Linked DNA regions of Homo sapiens: region 2 is linked to region 1. The links are chromatin loops, found by intact Hi-C in ENCODE. Cell type or tissue: stomach. All regions are shown on one strand. Links, peaks and the distances in the headings refer to the core of each region. The heading gives the core; the rest is flanking DNA. Region 1 holds the start of PDPK1 (3-phosphoinositide dependent protein kinase 1). Region 2 overlaps PDPK1 (3-phosphoinositide dependent protein kinase 1).

Region 1 (8,418 bases), core at 118-8,117:
GGTGACCACTGAGGAAGGCTGCACGTCACCTTTGCATTAGAAAATGCCACGTTACAATAAAATTCCACCTCTACTAAAAATGCAAAAATTAGCCACGACTGGTGGTACACACCTGTAAGTCCCAGCTACTTGGGAGGCAGAGGCAGGAGAATCACTTGAACCCAGAAGGCGGAGGTTGCAGTGAGCCAAGATCGCACTACTGCACTCCAGCCTGGGCAACAGCACGAGATTCCATCTCAAAAAAAAAAAAAAAATGCAATGTTAATGCTATCTCGGATGTGATGATGAAGAGGTTGTACAGGTGACAGCTTCTGAGCTCAGAAGGCATCTGGAGAAGGATTCTGGGGTGAAATGCTATCATGTGTGTGACTTACTTTCAAATAATAAAAATAATAGAAAAAAATTTTGGGCCAGGTGTGGTGGCTCATGCCTGTAAATCCCAGCACTTTGGGAGGCCGAGGTGGGCGGATCACGAGGTCAGGAGATCAATTCCATCCTAGCTAACAGGGTGAAACCCCGTCTCTACTAAAAATACAAAAAAATTAGCCGGGCATGGTGGCAGGCGCCTGTGGTCCCAGCTACTTGGGAGGCTGAGGCAGGAGAATGGTGTGAACCCAGGAGGCGGAGCTTGCAGTGAGCCGAGATCGCGCCACTGCACTCCAACTTGGGCGACAGAGCGAGACTCCGTCTCAAAAAAAAAAATTTGGGGGAGGTGAGGGGGTAATGTATACAAGCAAATATGGAAAAGGTTAACAACTGGTAGAATCCAGGTGAAAAGGCTAGGGATATTCATTGTACTATGCTTTCAACTATTCTTCGGTTTTGAAATTTTTCAGAACAAAAATTAGTGGAGAAAGGTTCATCCTCAGTCCAGTAAGTTCCAGGAGACAGAGCCAGACCTACCTTATTCACCACTGTTTCTCCACTGCTAGCTCAATGTGTGGTCCTCATCCCACTGGCCCAGGAAACCACTGCTAATATTTCTGTGGGAACCTCCCTCCAAGCTTTTCCCTGGGCCTGAGGAAAGTTATACTGGGCATGCTGCTTTGCAACCAGGTCTCTTCAGGTAGAAACACTTTGTAACCACCTATCAGGAGAGTACATACAGTCTGCCATCCCCAACCATAGGTTGACTCCACATGCATGGATTCAACCAACAGTGGATAGAAAATATTAGAAAAACAAGAAATTGCATCTGTACTGAACATGCACAGACTTTTTTTTATTGTCATGATTCCCTAAAGAATATAGTAAAGCAGGCCGGGCACGGTGGCTCACGCCTGTAATCCCACCACTTTGGGGGGCCGAGGTGGGCGGATCACCTGAGGTCAGGAGCTCGAGACCAGCCTGGCCAACATGGCAAAACCCGGTCTCTACTAAAATTACAAAAAAAAAAAAAAAAAATTAGCCGGGTGCGGTGGCACGTGCCTGTAATCCCAGCTACTCAGGAGGCTGAAGTAGGAGAATTGCTTCAACCTGAAAGACGGAGGTTGCGGTGAGCCGAGATCGTGCCACTGCACTCCAGCCTGGGCGACAGAGCAAGATTCTGTCTCAAAAACAAAAAACAAATAACAAAAAACCCAGCAGACTGGTCAGAAAAGACTGTACAGCCACAGGGGTTTCCATGTAGGGAAATTTCTCTAGGCAAGGAGGAAAAGCCTGAAGAAGACAAGAACTGCTGAGAACAGGGCAGCAGGGAACATCCTGGACCCACCTGGGCCGCACAGGCTGGAAAGAGAGGCCGTGGCCGGGCATCCGAGCCTGGGCCCCTCACAGAGGAGGAACAAAGTGACAGGCCAGGAGAGGAGGGGAAGATGCAGGAGTGCTGGCATCTGGGGACCAGCCAGCAAGTCCTTGGAGCCCTCCCTCACCAGAAAAGGGGAAGCAGGAAGGACAGCGGCAATGGCCAGAGTGAGGAGAATGCAGCGTCCTGCAGCTCCATGGAGTGAGCGCCTCCTTCACGGAGCAGCCCTGGCCGCCCTGCAACTGAGGCCGCGGCACCGAGGGTCCCGCCAATGCAGCAAGGGGCGAGAGACACCACACCTAAGACTCAGGAGCAAGGTCCTGTCCCCGCTCCCAACCCCGGGGCTCCTGGAATCACCGAGGCAGAACTGAAAAGTGAGTGCGGGCCCCTTTCCCACATGTTCCACTGCAAAGGTCAACACACGCCAGGCGCATTTCAGTGAGGCTTCAAGTCTTCCCTGCAAATCTCATCAGCCTTTTCTGATGGCATTCAATGCACAGCGGTCACTTTCAGCTACAACCCCTTCCTACTGCAGTCGAATTAATTCCAAAAGGGAAAAAACAGGTTAAAGAATGGGACTTTAACGATGAATTTATTGCAAAAAATAAGCCCATAGCCAGAAGAATCCTGACTGGCATCCTGCTGAGACACACAGCCTCTCCTCAGCCCTCTCCAGCACGGGGAGAGGGCACTGTCACCAGCTCCGCAAACACGCAGGAGACGGGGACCTCCAGAACTAACGTCCTTGGTCTCCAGACCTACCTTCAAACCTCATCTTTAAATATTTCGAATCCCTGCGTGCTACAAGCTGACTTGAAACACAGATTGGGCCGGTCCCAGCACGGTGGCTGGTAGAGAGGGCATCTGATCTTGTCTGTGGAATGACGGAAGTCACTGGACTGTCCAGGAACTACATGCCCACCTTCATCAGATGGAAACCACACACTTGTTTATTCTGCAGGGGGCCGTGTGCTCAACAGTGAGCTGCTAATGTCAGGCTTGTCCATCTTTTTCATACACAGGCTCTACAGTACTGTCAGTTCCCAATTCTGTGGGTCCCTGTATAATCCAACTCTTTAAACAGAAACCAGGCTGGGTGCGGCGGCTCATGCCTGTAATCCCAGCACTTTGGGAGGCCGAGGCGGGAGGATCCCTTGAGACCAGAAGTTTGAGTAGCCTGGGCAACATAGTGAGACCTCATCTCAATAAATAAATTAAATAAATAAATAATGTAGGTGGTGCGCACCTGTAATCCCAGCTACTTGGGAGCCTGAGGCACGAGAATCACTTGAACCCATGAGGCGGAGGTTGCAGTGAGCCAAAATCATGCCACTGTACTCCAGCCTGCGTGACAGAACGAGACTGTCTCGAAAAAATAAATAAATAAACAAACAGAAACCAGAATCAGGTGCTCTTATAAGGGATGTGTAGCCCAGAAACTCAATCTTAACACATTCTAAATGACCTGGAATTTCTTGGAGCAAAAATTCCAGTTTAAATATCAGGAAAATTGTCTAGACTAAGAGAATGGAAACGGACTTTGTGCAACCAACATCAGGTACAGAAAAGAGACCCCAACAATCATCATGAACCCAAACAGGCCTTTCTCCTCACTAAGAGAAGAGAACACACACAACCCATGCCTTGTTACTCTTTGAGAAGATGTGCCCTGCCTGTGATCTAGCAGCTAGAGACGGAACATACAACCTGTTCTCAATATTCAAATAATTTTTTAAAGGACATGGTATCACACTGAGCAAGTGAATAATGCAATTCTGCTGTAGAAGAATGCACGGCTGAAAAGACCTGAGCAACTCATGTCCAAAACTTGCAGTTTCCACAGCAGCACTTCCTCCCAGCACACTGCCCTTTGAACCTGCTTTCTAAACAACTGTGCTGGGCAGCCCAGTGGCCACATGTCATCGCACAGCAGGTGTGGAGCAGCATAGAGCACCCTGGCCCTCGCACCTGCTTGGGGGACTGTTTCTGCACCCAGGGCTTCTCTGCAGCCACAACCTGCCCCACACAGAACTGCAGCACCACGTGGCATCCTGTCCATTTCCTCAGAAGGGGAAAGTGCCACGCCAGTGCCCACTCTCTTCCAAACACATCCTCTCAGAAGGGACTGGCCACGCTTGCCCCCTCATTTCTGCAGCGCTTCCCAGTTCATCACCTGCTTGCCAGACTCCGTCTCCCACCGGTGTCAATCAGCTGCCCTGGAGCATCTAAACCCTGGGTCAGGCGGCTCAGGGGATGAGTGCATAGACTGAAAAAGGAACACTCCCTGTTTCTCCCCAAAACTGTGCTGAAGGCAGTCTAGAGGGCCAAGACCTGTCAAGAAGAGCTGCCCAAGGCCTCTTTTCAGGCCCCACATCTCTGCAGGCTGCTGCTGGATCCTTCTCATAAGAACACATCTCAGAAAAGCAGAACAAACCACTTCCCTCTTACCACTGGGAGCTCACCTTGCCAGCTCTAGACTCAGCTTGGACTGGCTGTCAGGGCAACGTTGCGTACAGGAATACATCACACTATGCACCAGACCAGCCACATAAGGAGGAACTCCCCAAAAGGAGAGAGAAAATCGAAAGCCACTTCTCTCCATGCTCCCTGCTTCTCCCCTCACCTTCCCCTAAGGATGCAGCCACCTTTGCAAAAGACAGAACCACCCTAGGGAGGGCAGGAGGCCACTCTGCCTAGTCCCCCAATTCTACCTTCAGCAAAATCATTACATGTTTCTTTGTTCCAAAGGGAGGATTTCAAGCCTCACCCATTCAGAGTATCGGCCCTCAAACAAGGCCGAATCACAGCCTCTTCCCAAACAGCTGCTTTCTGACAGCAGGAGGCTGAAACAGGCCCCGGGGTCACAGAGTTCAGCCATCTGCCAAAGAAATATGTACAGTTCTTCCATATGAAGACACCCCTCCTACCTCCAGCACGGCATGGTCAAGACATTCAGGCCCAATCCCTGGGAAGACATCCTGGGCAGTGGCACTGAAGATTTCCTTACAGAGTGCTGGGCTGAGCTGCCCGGCAGACCCTCCCTCAGGGGCTCCGAACGTGAGGGGCAGGGTGACACTGGAGTCTCTACCACTTATGAGGCAGGTACCTAACGCCTCTGCAGCTCAGCTTCTGCACCCGTAAAATGGGAACAACACCTACCTCGCAATGAGGTGTGAAAGTACCTAGGGAAGCGCCTGTCTTGAGTAGTCAGATCAAGAAATGGTACTCACTGCCTCTGGCCCACTTAGCATCAGACTGGGCCAGGCCACTGTCTGCCTTCACGCTCGCACTGCTCCCCCTGTTGGCTGTCCACGCGGACACACAAGGGAAAGTTCACTGGGAAGGGGGCTTCTCACACAGGGCCTACAGGGCCACCCTAAAGTCCAGATGCAAACCCACTTGAACCCTGAAGATCTATCCATCCTCAGGTGAAAATCCAGGATCAGGGCTGCCTCTACCATTACAGACAGGAAACACGGCATGTTCTCACATACGTACACATGGGGGAATCCAGCTGACAGATGCAAAACGCTCGTTCGTGACACTTCCTCATGTGGAAATCCATCTTGCATTCTATCATTCTTGCTCACTGGATTCCAGTGTTTTTGTGCAAAAAAGCCATCTCATGCGAAGAAAACTGCAGATATGAAATGTCCATCATGTGGAACTGCCAAGGCCATGAGAAAATTTGCTCTTTCCTCTTCCCGTGGATGACACCAAATACACACCTTGCATTGGAACAGCGTTACTGGGTGCGAGTTAACCTCACAAATTTCGCCATGACTGTCACTGGGTGCAGGTTAACCTCACAAACTTCGACATAACTCTCGGCCCCAGCCTCCACTGAGCCTGGCCAATCCGCCTAATTCATGTTTTTATGTTACCCGGGCCACTCTGGTGTACAGCCACACATGTCGAAATAGCGAAAGGCATCCCTTCAACATTTTTCTCAGCTGAACCTTCTTCCTTAACACGCATCTCTACAAAGTCCACGAGTGAGCTGCAGAAAGTTCAAGAGCCTCCTGACGTAGTTACAAAATTCAGCGTCACTCTGCCTTTTTCTCAGAAGAGGGCCCATACCTTTCCTCAGGTTCTCAAACAGACTCACAACCCCCCACTCCCCGCCCCACAAAAAAAAAGATCAAGAACGCCTATCAAAAAGCCACATCTGCCGGGCGTGGTGGCTCACGCCTGTAATCCTAGCACTTTGGGAGGACGAGGCGGGCAGATCACTTGAGGTCAGGAGTTCCAGACCAGCCTGGCCAACATGGCGAAACACCTTCTCTACTAAAAATACAAAAATTAGCCGGGCATGGTGGCATACGCCTGTAATCCCAGCTACTCAGGAGGCTGTGGCAGGAGAATCGCTTGAACCCGGGAGATGGAGGTTGCAGTGAGCTGAGATCGCATCACTGCACTCCAGCCTGCGCGTCGAGAGGGAGACTCCATCAAAAAAAAAAAAAAAAAAAAGCCGCATCCTGGAAGACACGGGATCAATTAAATTTCTTGGGTTTTCCTTCATTTAAAATATTTGCCTTTTAAATCAAATGTTAAAGCCATGTAGACGTTCTTCCATCACCCACTGCACATCGCATACAAGGCATAAATTTTTAAACCGTCGTCCCCAGACTGTAGAACTTAGCATATGGAAAACATAAAAACACGAGGGATACTTTTAGCGATAGAGAGAAAATATAGAAACACCAGCGACACTTTTAGCAAAACATTTCACCCAACAAGTGGTTTGTTTTGGTCCTTCCCCTAAAATCCCTCCTACCTGTCAAGCTCACTTTCCCCTCGGTGATCCTGCACATTCGGCCTCCCAGGGGCTTCCCACAACGCTGAGCACAGCCACGGGCAGCAAAAGCACCCAAATGCCCCTTGGCCGGGCCGTGAAAGGCGAGTTTTCCCGACCACTGTCATCAAGAATCTGGAAAAGGGGGCCCAGGAGCATCAGGTGCTTTCAGCAAGAACTTGCACCTTCTGCTTCTCTCGCAGGCGGAGGCGCCAAGGACCCCGTTCCAGGTGGAAGCCCAGGGCGGTTCCTCTACAGACAGAACCGAAAGGTAACCCTGGAGGCTCGGCTCCAGGCTGCGCCAAGCCGAAAACAAACTTTCCAGGCACTTCCACCCCGCTGGGCCGGGTGACACCTCCCGGCCTCCCCCGCCCTCCGCGCGTCTGTCAGCGCCCCCGGCCAGGCCGCCGCCCGCCGCAACCCAGGCCCGGTCTCCCCGCCGCAGCCAAGCAGCGCCCTCGGCCGGCGCCCGCCATCCCCGGCCCGGCCGCCCGGCTGCAGGTAAGGAGGCACCCGGCCCTCGGGACCCCGGGCCGCCCCGCCTCGCCGGACCCGGGCGGCCGCCGGACCCGGCAGGGTAACAAACCGGCGCGTCCAGTCCGCCGCCGCGCGCTCACCAGCTGGCTGGTGGTCCTGGCCATGGGCCCCGCGTCGGCGCGGGCGCCTCCCCCGCAGCGCTGCGCGGCTCGGCGCCTCCTCAGCGTCCTCCTCCCCGAAGCGGAGCCCCAGCAATGGCCGCCCTCATCCTGCGCCCGCCCCGTCGCCCGCCGCCCCCCGCCCCCGGCGCCGCCCCGCCCCCGCGCGGCGCCGGGCAGGACTTCCGTCGCGCCGCAGCCGACGCCCGCGCCCATTGGCCGCGCCCATCGTCGCTCCGCCGCGGCCTTAGTGGGCTCCGCCTCCGCTCCAGCTGCATTTCCGGGTTGGGGCCTGGCGGGCGGGAGAGGCCCGACCCCGCCTGGGGAGGGGGACCTCGCGCGAACCAATCCCAGGGCCTGCGGGGCGGGGCTGGGCGGGGCTGGGCGGGGCAGGGGGCGAGCTGTCATTCCGGCATCCCAGACCGGGAAACTGAGGCTCAGAGGGGACCAGGCTCCGGCCAAGGTCACGCCCGAGGTAGCGGCGGAGCTGTGCTCGAACCCGGAACTCGGATTCCGGAGCCGGCTCTGCGTAAACTCAGAGGCGCAACTTTGCTAGTTTCACAACTAACAAGCGTTCACGGAAGGAAATCTGGGCTATCAAGTCACATTCACGGCCGGGCACGGTGGCTCACTTTGGGAGGCGGAGGTCGAGGCGGGCGGATCACTTGAGGTGAGGAGTTCGAGGCCAGCCTGCCAACATGGAGAAACCCTGTCTCTACTAAAAATATACAATTAGCCGGGCGCCTTGTAGTTGTTAATGTCGATAATGTTTTTTTGTGTTTTTTTGTTTTGGGTTTTTGGTTTTTTTGAGATGGAAATTTGCTCTGTTGCCCAGGCTGGAGTGCAGTGGCTCGATCTCTGCTCACTGCAACCTCCGCCTCCCGGGTTGAAGCGATTCTCCTGCCTCAGCCTCCCGAGTAGCTGGGACTACAGGCATGTGCCACCACACACAGGCAAATGTTTGTATTTTTTTGTAGAGACAGGGTTTCACCATGTTGGCCAGGGGCTGGTCTCCAACTCCAGTGATCTGTCTGTCTCCGCCTCCCAAAGTGCTGGGATTACAGGTGTGAGTCACCACGCCCGGCCAACTTTATTTTTTTTTGAGACAGAGTCTCTGTCGCCCAGGCTGGAGTGCAGTGGCGCGATCTCGGCTCACTGCAAGCTCCGCCTCCCGGGTTCACTCCATTCTCCTGCCTCAGCCTCTCCGAGTAGCTGGGACTACAGGCGCCCGCCACCACGCCCAG
Region 2 (8,418 bases), core at 140-8,139, 54 kb before region 1:
CTATGGGCCCAGATGAGCCGGCAGCATGAGAAGGCTGTGAGATTTCTGATGCACAGATGTAGAAGCTCTGAGGGGCTCTGAGAAACTTGAACCAAAACACAAAAGGGGCGTGTGTGACGGTGGTGTCTGCACTCCCTGGCGTGGTCTGCAGGAGACAGAAGCACCCTGGGTCTGCTGATGCCAGGGTTCTCTCAGACCCTACTTCAGCAACTGGAGAGGCGTGGACATTTAAACCTTTTAGGAGGCCCTCAGGCCTCTCTGCTCCACACGGAAGTCAGCAGCCCTCTCTGCTCTGGCTGGCTTCTCCAAGGCACCTCCTGGCCCCACCTAGGGCTCGGGGCAGGACTCTCTCGTGCAGTGAGCCAGCGGGGTACTAACTGGGCTCACTTCTGACAGTACCGCTCCCAGCATGCGCTCGGCTTCCAGCCCCAGAGACCAACACTGCTAAGTAGGATAAGGGATCCGGAGCCCTCGATGGCACCCTCCACTCGGCAGCCTGCTCCCGCACCACTCCAACCCCTCCCGCTCCTCACCACGCAAACCTGCCTGCCAACACAGCAGGGGCCACAGAAAGCTGCCACCAGAGCCACCACAGGGATATGTAATGGGCCCAGCCAGGCCTAAGGGCCCATCACAGGGAGACGCAAGAAAGGGAGCAGGTGACAGAAGCACGGCGGCTCCCTCCACAAAGCTGCGGCCCCCGCAGGGCTCCCTCCCTGGTGAAGAGTTCCAGGACCACAGCGGGAGGGGCATAAAGAGCCAAACACACCCGGTCCCCTCGGCCACAGCAGGACCAGCACACAGTTGGGGCAGGGCGGGCGCATGGTTCGGACTGATGCTAGGAAAAACTGGTGACACCAGGTCTGTCCACTAGTCTGGGCGGGACTGGGTTGACGTGCATGGAGCTGGGTCCCCACGGCAACGAGGGCACACGGAGGCCTCCACGGAGCACAGAGAGCAAGCAAAGCGACCCTGAATTCCTTTGTGTTTGTTACTGGTTTTGTTCTTTGTGTGGTTGGGTGTTTTTTTTCTTCTTTTCTTTTAAATAAAAATGCTGCAAGGTTTCCGCCTCTGCGTTCCCCTTGTGATGGCTGGCAGGTGGTCTGGAAGCGTCCCGGATGGCGGCCAAGCCGCGCTGGGGCAGGTGTCCTGGCAGCGAAGGGCAGCCCGGCCGCAGGCCACGTCACTGCACAGCGGCGTCCGGGTGGCTCTGGTATCGCTGCCTCCAAACCTCCTGGATCTTCCTGCACCACTTGTGTGCGTTCCCGCTGGGGTCCATCAGATAATACGTCCTGTTAGGCTGCGAAGACAGAAGCCGTTTAGTGTTCTCCAGGGAGTCCCACCAAAACCCCCACCCCAACCTGGTGAGCTGCCTGCGACCAGCCATTCCGAGTCCTGAAAGCACGTGGGTGTGACGGTTATTCACACAAGCAGTAAGCAACTACACAGGCTGATGACCACCACCCCCAGTCACCACCAAACTGAAAAACAAGCACAGGGTGTCCCCTGCCCCCTCAGGACTGAGCCACTAGTGTGGGCGTCTGGGATGTCGGAAAGGGCGAGGCAGCTGCCCCGATCCCCGCTGCTCCCTCTGGCCAAGGCCTGTGGCTGCTTCCCACGTGGTGCAAAGCCCTCCCATTACCCTGCACACAGAAATCCCTGGGAACAGACTCACCGTGTGGACAAAGAAAGTTTTAAAATTCTTGGCCTCTGGTCGAAGTTCTTGTGACCAAGGAATTTCACCTTTCAGAACTTTGTTGACAGGATCCACATAATATAAATGTGGTCCTTCTGTGAGCAACAGCTGTCGTCGTCTTGCAAATAAACCCTGACGCCAAAACACAAAACAACAGGCCTCAGAGGCCAGTGCTGACGGCATCTCCTGGAGCCTAGAGGGCTGGGCGGCCCCTCGGAGCTGCTCAGGACACAGGGCCACCACCACCACCTGTGCACTCACCCAGGGGCAGGGGACTTCCTGCCCCACCAGGCCCAGTTTCTAAGGTCACAGGGGATGCAGCACAGGCCTCTGCTGCTGAGATGGCGCAGACAGCCCATCCAGATCGGGCCCATGGCTCCCCTGGCCCCTCTGCTCTGCCTGGGACAGAAGCCTGCTCTCGGTAGCCGGCCTCCACCCACCTGCACCGAGATCCTTGCCTGCGGAGGACATACGGCCAGGAACAGAGGCCAGGAGCCTGCGCTTGGAAGTGGCCCCGTGAGCACCTGGAGCTGAATATTTTCTAACCAAGGGTTAAAGCTAACAGTTACTGGTTTGTGTTCTGTCTAATCATACTGAAATTCCTGATCTGACGTTCTACTGTAGAAGTAATATGATTTATATTTGAAAAAGGTACAAGATGACCAAATAAATACCTGAGCACATCCACACACTTGCCTGGCTCCATACAGACCACTTGCTAAGTGCTGGATCCATTTAATCCATAAAATAAAGAACAACCCGGCCGGGCGCCGTGGCTCACGCCTGTAATCCCAGCACTTTGGAAGGCTGAGACGGGTGGATCACGAGGTCAGGAGATCAAGACCATCCTGGCTAACACGGTGAAACCCCGTCTCTACTAAAAATACAAAAAAAGATTAGCCGGGCATGGTGGCGGGCGCCTGTGGTCCCAGCTACTCAGGAGGCTGAGGCAGGAGAATGGTGTGAACCTGGGAGGCGGAGCTTGCAGTGAGCCGAGATCGCGCCACTGCACTCTAGCCTGGGGGACAGAGCAAGACTCCATCTCAAAGAAAAAAATAAAGAACAACCCTTAAATGGTTTTGAAACACTTCTAAAGAAATATTAGACCACTGGCTAAGATATCACATGTGGCCTCTTCAACTTGACGGAAACCTCAAAACAGGCAGCCCCAGGCTCCCAGGAGTGTGGGCGGTTGCTTCTGCACTGCCCTAACCGCCTACGCGTGTGGCTCCACATGGCTTCTCTCAAGGGACTTAAGCCTTCCCGAGCTATGAAATCTAGAGATGATGTCTGATGAAAATCAAGAGATGGAAGGATTCCACGCCACCAAGCTGCCCTCCCCTAAGCTGGAGTCGGGGAAGATGCAGGTGTCCGTGCGGAGCAGCGGGACCACTGACCACTCACCTTCCGCTTATCCACTGGGCCCATCTTTAGTATTAAATTATTTTCTACAAACTGGTGCCTGTGGAAAGAAACAAGAAAGAGATGCTCCCATGACAATCACAAACAGAAATTCTCCACGCTCCTCCTGCCACACGAACTCCCCATAGCCTCGGCCTGCCCCTCACAGAGCCAGCCTCACTTTGGGATGAGCAGAGAACGTTCGCCACATGTAACCCAGCACATACAGCACTGCCACGCAGAGAGCCTTAATCCGTATTTGCAACGGAGCCTGCAGATACCAGACACAGTGCCTGTTGCCCCCTCACTGCCAGTGACATCCACACAGCGGGGAAAAGGTGGGGGAGGACCGTGCTGTAGAAACGGGCAGGTGACACAGGTCATTGCTGCCTTAACAAAGCTGTGGTGAGGCGCAGAACTGCCTCCCGAAAGGTGGCTGCCCGCGGAGTCAACAACTGGATGAGATGATCGCCCTCAAGTTACCCCACAAGCTGGGGCCCCTGATTCAGTGCTCAGGATCCACAGAGCCGTTTATAATCACAAAGCTCTGACAGACCCAAGTTGGACGTAAGAACATCTCCTCTGGTTTTTCCATCATAGTAAAACACTTTTATTCAGAGACGGCAGAAATTCAAAGAGCAAGATTCACATAGAGGCTTTAATTTAATATACATTATTAGCAAGCACACGTCACTTTTGATTCCTAAAAGTTCAAGAGATTTTTGTTTTTAGAGACAAAGTCTTGCTCCGTCACCCAGGCTGGAGAGCAGTGGCGCCACCATAGCTCACTGTAGCCTCAATCTCCTGCGCTCAAGCCATTTTCCCACCTCAGCCTCCCGAATAGCTGGGACCACTGGCATACACCACCATGCCCAGCTAATTTTTTTTGTATCTTTAGTAGAGACGGGGTTTCACCGTGTTAGCCAGGATGGTCTCGATCTCCTGACCTTGTGATCCACCCGCCTCGGCCTCCCAAAGTGCTGGGATTATAGGCGTGAGCCACTGTGCCCGCCAGGCTAATTTTTTTGTATTTTTAGTAGAGATGGGGTTTCACCCTGTTGGCCAGGCTGATCTCGAATTCCTGACCTCAAGTGATCCGCCTGCCTCGGCCTCCCAAAGGGCTGGGATTACAGGCATCAGATACCGCGCCCGGCCCCAAGATACTATTTTAATGTCTGCAGTTTACCTCATGTGGTTAAAGCTAACAGTTACTGGTTTGTGTTCTATCTGATCTTACGGAAATTCCTGATCTGAGGTTCTACTATAGAAATAATATGCAGTTTGTTTGTTTGTTTGGTTTTTTTGAGACAGAGTCTCGCTCTGTCGCCCAGGCTGGAGTGCAGTGGTGTGCCATCCTGGCTCACTGCAACCTCTGCCTCCCGGATTCAAGTGATTGATGCTCCTGCCTCAGCCTCCCAAGTAGCTGGGACTACAGGTGCGCACCACCACGCCCAGCTAATTTTTTGTATTTTTAGCAGAGATGGGGTTTCACTATGTTAGCCAGGATGGTCTCAATCTCCTGACCTTGTGATCCACCCACCTAGGCCTCCCAAAGTGCTGGGATTACAGGCATGAGCCACCACCCCCGGCCAATAATATGTTTTATATTTGAAGAAGGCATAAGATGATCAAATCAATATCTGAGCACATCCACACGCCTGCCTGGCTGCACACAGGGCCAACAGCACTTGTGAGAAGACCGGACTGGCCGAGTTGGGGGCACAGCATCTTCCCCCAGGGCTTACCCAGCCCCACCATCTGACCCACCCAGACCTGGGCAGATCAGTGCCCAGGCCTGCCCCAAGAGGGAGGACCCAGGGCCTGGCCTCACACACACATCCCATCCTGTGGGTCTGAAGCAAGAGGAGTGTGTGGCATGCGGGCAAGTGCAGCCCTCCTCTCGCACCAGGGACTTCGCCTGCAAACACACACAATGTGGGTATTAAAACAAAGAGAAACAGATCAAGGAGGTTCCTGAAAAGGACATGTGATGAGGAAGACCCACCACAGCACAGAAAGCATAGAGCACAGAAATGCCTGGAGGGACCACAGAGCCGGCAGGAAGCCACTCTGACAGACAGGCCTGTGACCAGGCAACAGCGCAGAGGAACAACAAAGGAAAATTCATCATAAATTACACCGGGGCAGGCAGCGTGGGAGGCACAGGGTCCCTTTGAGCCCAGGCCAGTCAGAGCTCTTGCAGGCAGATGAGGACGGAGAGGGCCCCACGGCCTCTCCCCATCCTCAGCTTTCACCACACGCCAGCAAGTGCCAGAAGAGGTGATGAGATGCATGGTTTAAAATACCAACTCGAAGGAGAGAAAAACCAGAAGAACACAGCAGCCCATCCCTGCAACCTGTGTGGGAGGGGCCGCCTTCCTGGCTGAGAGCGAGAACAGCAGCCCAGCACTGAGCTGTGGGAGCCACGGAAAGAGGACGAAACCACCTCCACCTAAAAAACCACCAGGACCACAGCTGGGGCGGGAAAGGACTTCCAGATACAGCCGCCATGGGCCATCAGCTGCACCCCACAGCAAATTCACAGTGCCACGAGAGGCTTGGAACCCAACAGAAAACTCAACAAAATGACACAAACTAAAAATTCCCAGAAGAGGAATTCAGTGACACAAGAAACTCTCAATGGCCCTAAATGAAGACATTGAGCTGGGCCGCTCCACCCTGATCATCTGGGCATGCCACAGGCACGGGCGTGCAGGAGTGGTGCTCCCGCTCGGCACCTGCAGCCTGGGGAGGACTCACTGAGGAAGCGATTCGGAAATAGTACTGAGAAGTAGCCTCGCTTCCAGAAATCCATCCTGAGAAAAAAAAAGGCCACAGGCAAGGAGCCCAGAGGCACTCCCAGCAGTGTCACCCATGCCAGGGACACTGAAGCCCCAGAGTGGCTCAGTGACAGAACACGCCAGCACCACGGGGAGGCAGGCAAGGGCCCCACGGACAGGCGCCACCCACCCCCGCGCCAGCATCCCCTGAGAGAGACAATGAAATGGACAATTCCACTCCCCGGTGGCCCAGGGTGCATGGACAGAGACTGCGGGCAAAGCTCCACTGGCGGCATCTAGAGCACAGCGTGTGTGCAGCGGATTCACCTGCCAGCTCACGACAGAAACAGCTCCTTGCTGTGAGCACTTCCAGGAATCACCTTGATTTTTTTTTTTTTTAAGACAGAGTCTCGCTCTGTTGCCCAGTCTGGAGGGCAATGGCACAATCTTGGCCCAGTGTAACCTCTGCCTCCTGGGTTCAAGCGATTCTCCTGTCTCAGCCTCCTGAGTAGCTGGGATTACAGGTACCCACCAGTAGGCCCAGCTAATTTTTGGTAATTTTAGTAGAGACAGGGTTTCACCATGTTGGCCAGGCTGCAATCACCTTGATTTTCTACTGTCTCCTGCAGAAAATCCCCTGCCCTGAGAGCCCTTTCCTCCCTGGGAGGCTGGGCAAGAGCTGAAGACCTGGAGACACACCTAACTACTCGCCATGCACACGGGACTTTCCCGAGGCACCTCACTCTCATACACCGCCATCTTGGCTCCCTCAAAACAGGCGACACCTCTCCCCACCTCTGCACAGAGGAGGATGCAGGGCAATCCACAAGGGGTGACCATAGAAAACCCCCTTTCCCGATGCCAAAGCGCAGGTTCTTGCCACCTCCTCCACCCTCCCTCACCCAGACCCCAAAAAGAGCATTGTCAAGGATCCAAGCCCAAAGCCACTGGCAAAGCACCTGCCACGCCCAGGAGAGCCCCAGCAAGGACCCAGAGCCCCGCTGGAGGCTTTTCCACCCCTCGGGAGGGCTCTGCAGGCTCAGCTTCACTGCCAGTAAGGGCGGGAGCCAGTGGCAATGGCGGACGGGCCCCAGGTTTCCTCTCCAACCTTCCAGTCCTATGGCCCCTCACACTCTTTACCTCTGTGGAAGACCCCAAAGAGCTTTCAGATCAACTGATATGTACTACGCAGGAAATTAAAACTGAGACATTTTCAAATGTTTAATTCATTAAAATACAATAAACCCATTACTATTAACATACATTACTTTTATTTTTAAAATAACTACTTTCCAAAACAAAAATAATGAATGAGGAGAGTGTGCCACTCTGTGCGCTGCACAGGCCTCTCCTGTTCGGCTGATAAGGAGAGTGCTGGGTCCCCGCATCCACCTGCGCCCATACTCTGCTGAGATCTGTGTTCAGGCGGAAGAACACGGCAAACACCCAGCCTCACTCAGATAAACAGCTAGAAAAGGGAGGAGTATACTCAGCCTTTTTAGAGACTGGAGTCACTTCCTGGCCTTTTGGCTAAGAATAAGTGTAGATGTTTGTGGATATTCTTCTTGGACACTACACTGCAGTTCAGAAGGTGGTGGCTGCTTAAAGCTCGGTTGCAATGTGAAATCTGACTCGTAACAATACATTTCCACACACCGTGACACTAAAAACCATCAATCTACCCTGCACTAGGGGCTCTTCTACCCTCATGTGATTTCATAGGGTCATACATGGGGGCTGAATGATGTAAAGCTTCCAAACGTTGACAAATTTCATTCTACGGTTTCCACAGATCAATTCATGGATATCACTATGTATCAAATGACTTTTGGCCTCTAATCCCAGCACTTTGGGAGGCCGAGGCAGGTGAATCACTTGAGGTCAGGAGTTTGAGACCAGCCTGACCAATATGGTGAAACCACGTCTCTACTATAAACACAAAACTCAGCCGGGTGTGGTGGTACACGCCTGTAATCCCAGCTCCTCGGGAGGCTGAGGCAGGAGAAATGCTTGAACCTGGGAGGCGGAGGTTGCAGTGAGCTGAGATTGTGCCACTGCACTCCAGCCTGGGCGACAGAATGAGACTCCGTTTCAAAAACAGAAAAAAAAAAAAAAAAAGACTTTTGGCCTGGTGCAGTAGCTCACGCCTGTAATCCCACCACTTTGGGAAGTCATAAGCGAGAGGAATGCTTCAGCCCAGCAGTTCGAGACCAGCCTGGGTAACATAGTGAGAGCTTGTCTCTTTCTTTTTAAAAAATAATATAAACAAACAAAAAAACATAGCTAAAAAAAGTCTTTTATTGGGAAGGTATCAGGCTCACAGTAATGAATAAAGTTTTCCAAAATTCCAATTTTCACTTGAAGGTTTCAATGTTATCACTGACATAAATACAGGCAGTTGTTTTCCTTAAAGTAACAAGCTCATTCCAATCATTTTCAAGAAAAATACTGGCCAAATAGCTAAGTCTGCATAACGGCGGTTTGCCCGTCAGCCAGACGCTCCGCGAGGACAGCAGGCCAACAGCCACAAGCGTGTCTCCC

Evidence for each region. Hi-C counts contacts between places; a loop is a spot of excess contacts. Peaks named below come from ENCODE experiments on the same cell type or tissue, not always from the same donor. Only the 100,000 strongest peaks of a DNase experiment are listed, where the experiment ranks them.
Region 2: a loop joins it to region 1, with 8 times the contacts of the local background. A loop is called at or near these places in 12 of 110 quality-filtered maps.

Annotation. Positions count from the first base shown.
Region 1 is chr16:2,536,875-2,545,292 of GRCh38, reverse strand. PDPK1 (3-phosphoinositide dependent protein kinase 1) reads right to left here and starts at 7,272. Exons shown (of 14, transcript NM_002613.5): 1 at 7,157-7,272. The coding sequence starts at 7,180. RefSeq lists enhancers at 5,024-5,113, 6,177-6,877 and silencers at 6,996-7,125, 7,136-7,345, 7,456-7,765. In stomach, for the core only: CTCF peaks have their summits at 5,050 (motif pointing left) and 7,275; a DNase peak (open chromatin) is centred at 7,432; H3K4me3 peaks cover 3,495 bases; H3K27ac peaks cover 622 bases.
Region 2 is chr16:2,590,533-2,598,950 of GRCh38, reverse strand. It overlaps PDPK1 (3-phosphoinositide dependent protein kinase 1), which reads right to left. Exons shown (of 14, transcript NM_002613.5): 12 at 3,101-3,158; 13 at 1,676-1,828; 14 at 1-1,300. The coding sequence ends at 1,184. Among named protein-coding and RNA genes, the nearest start is that of FLJ42627, 44 kb to the left of the region's middle. In stomach, for the core only: no CTCF peak of the experiment used is centred there; no DNase peak of the experiment used is centred there; H3K27ac peaks cover 698 bases.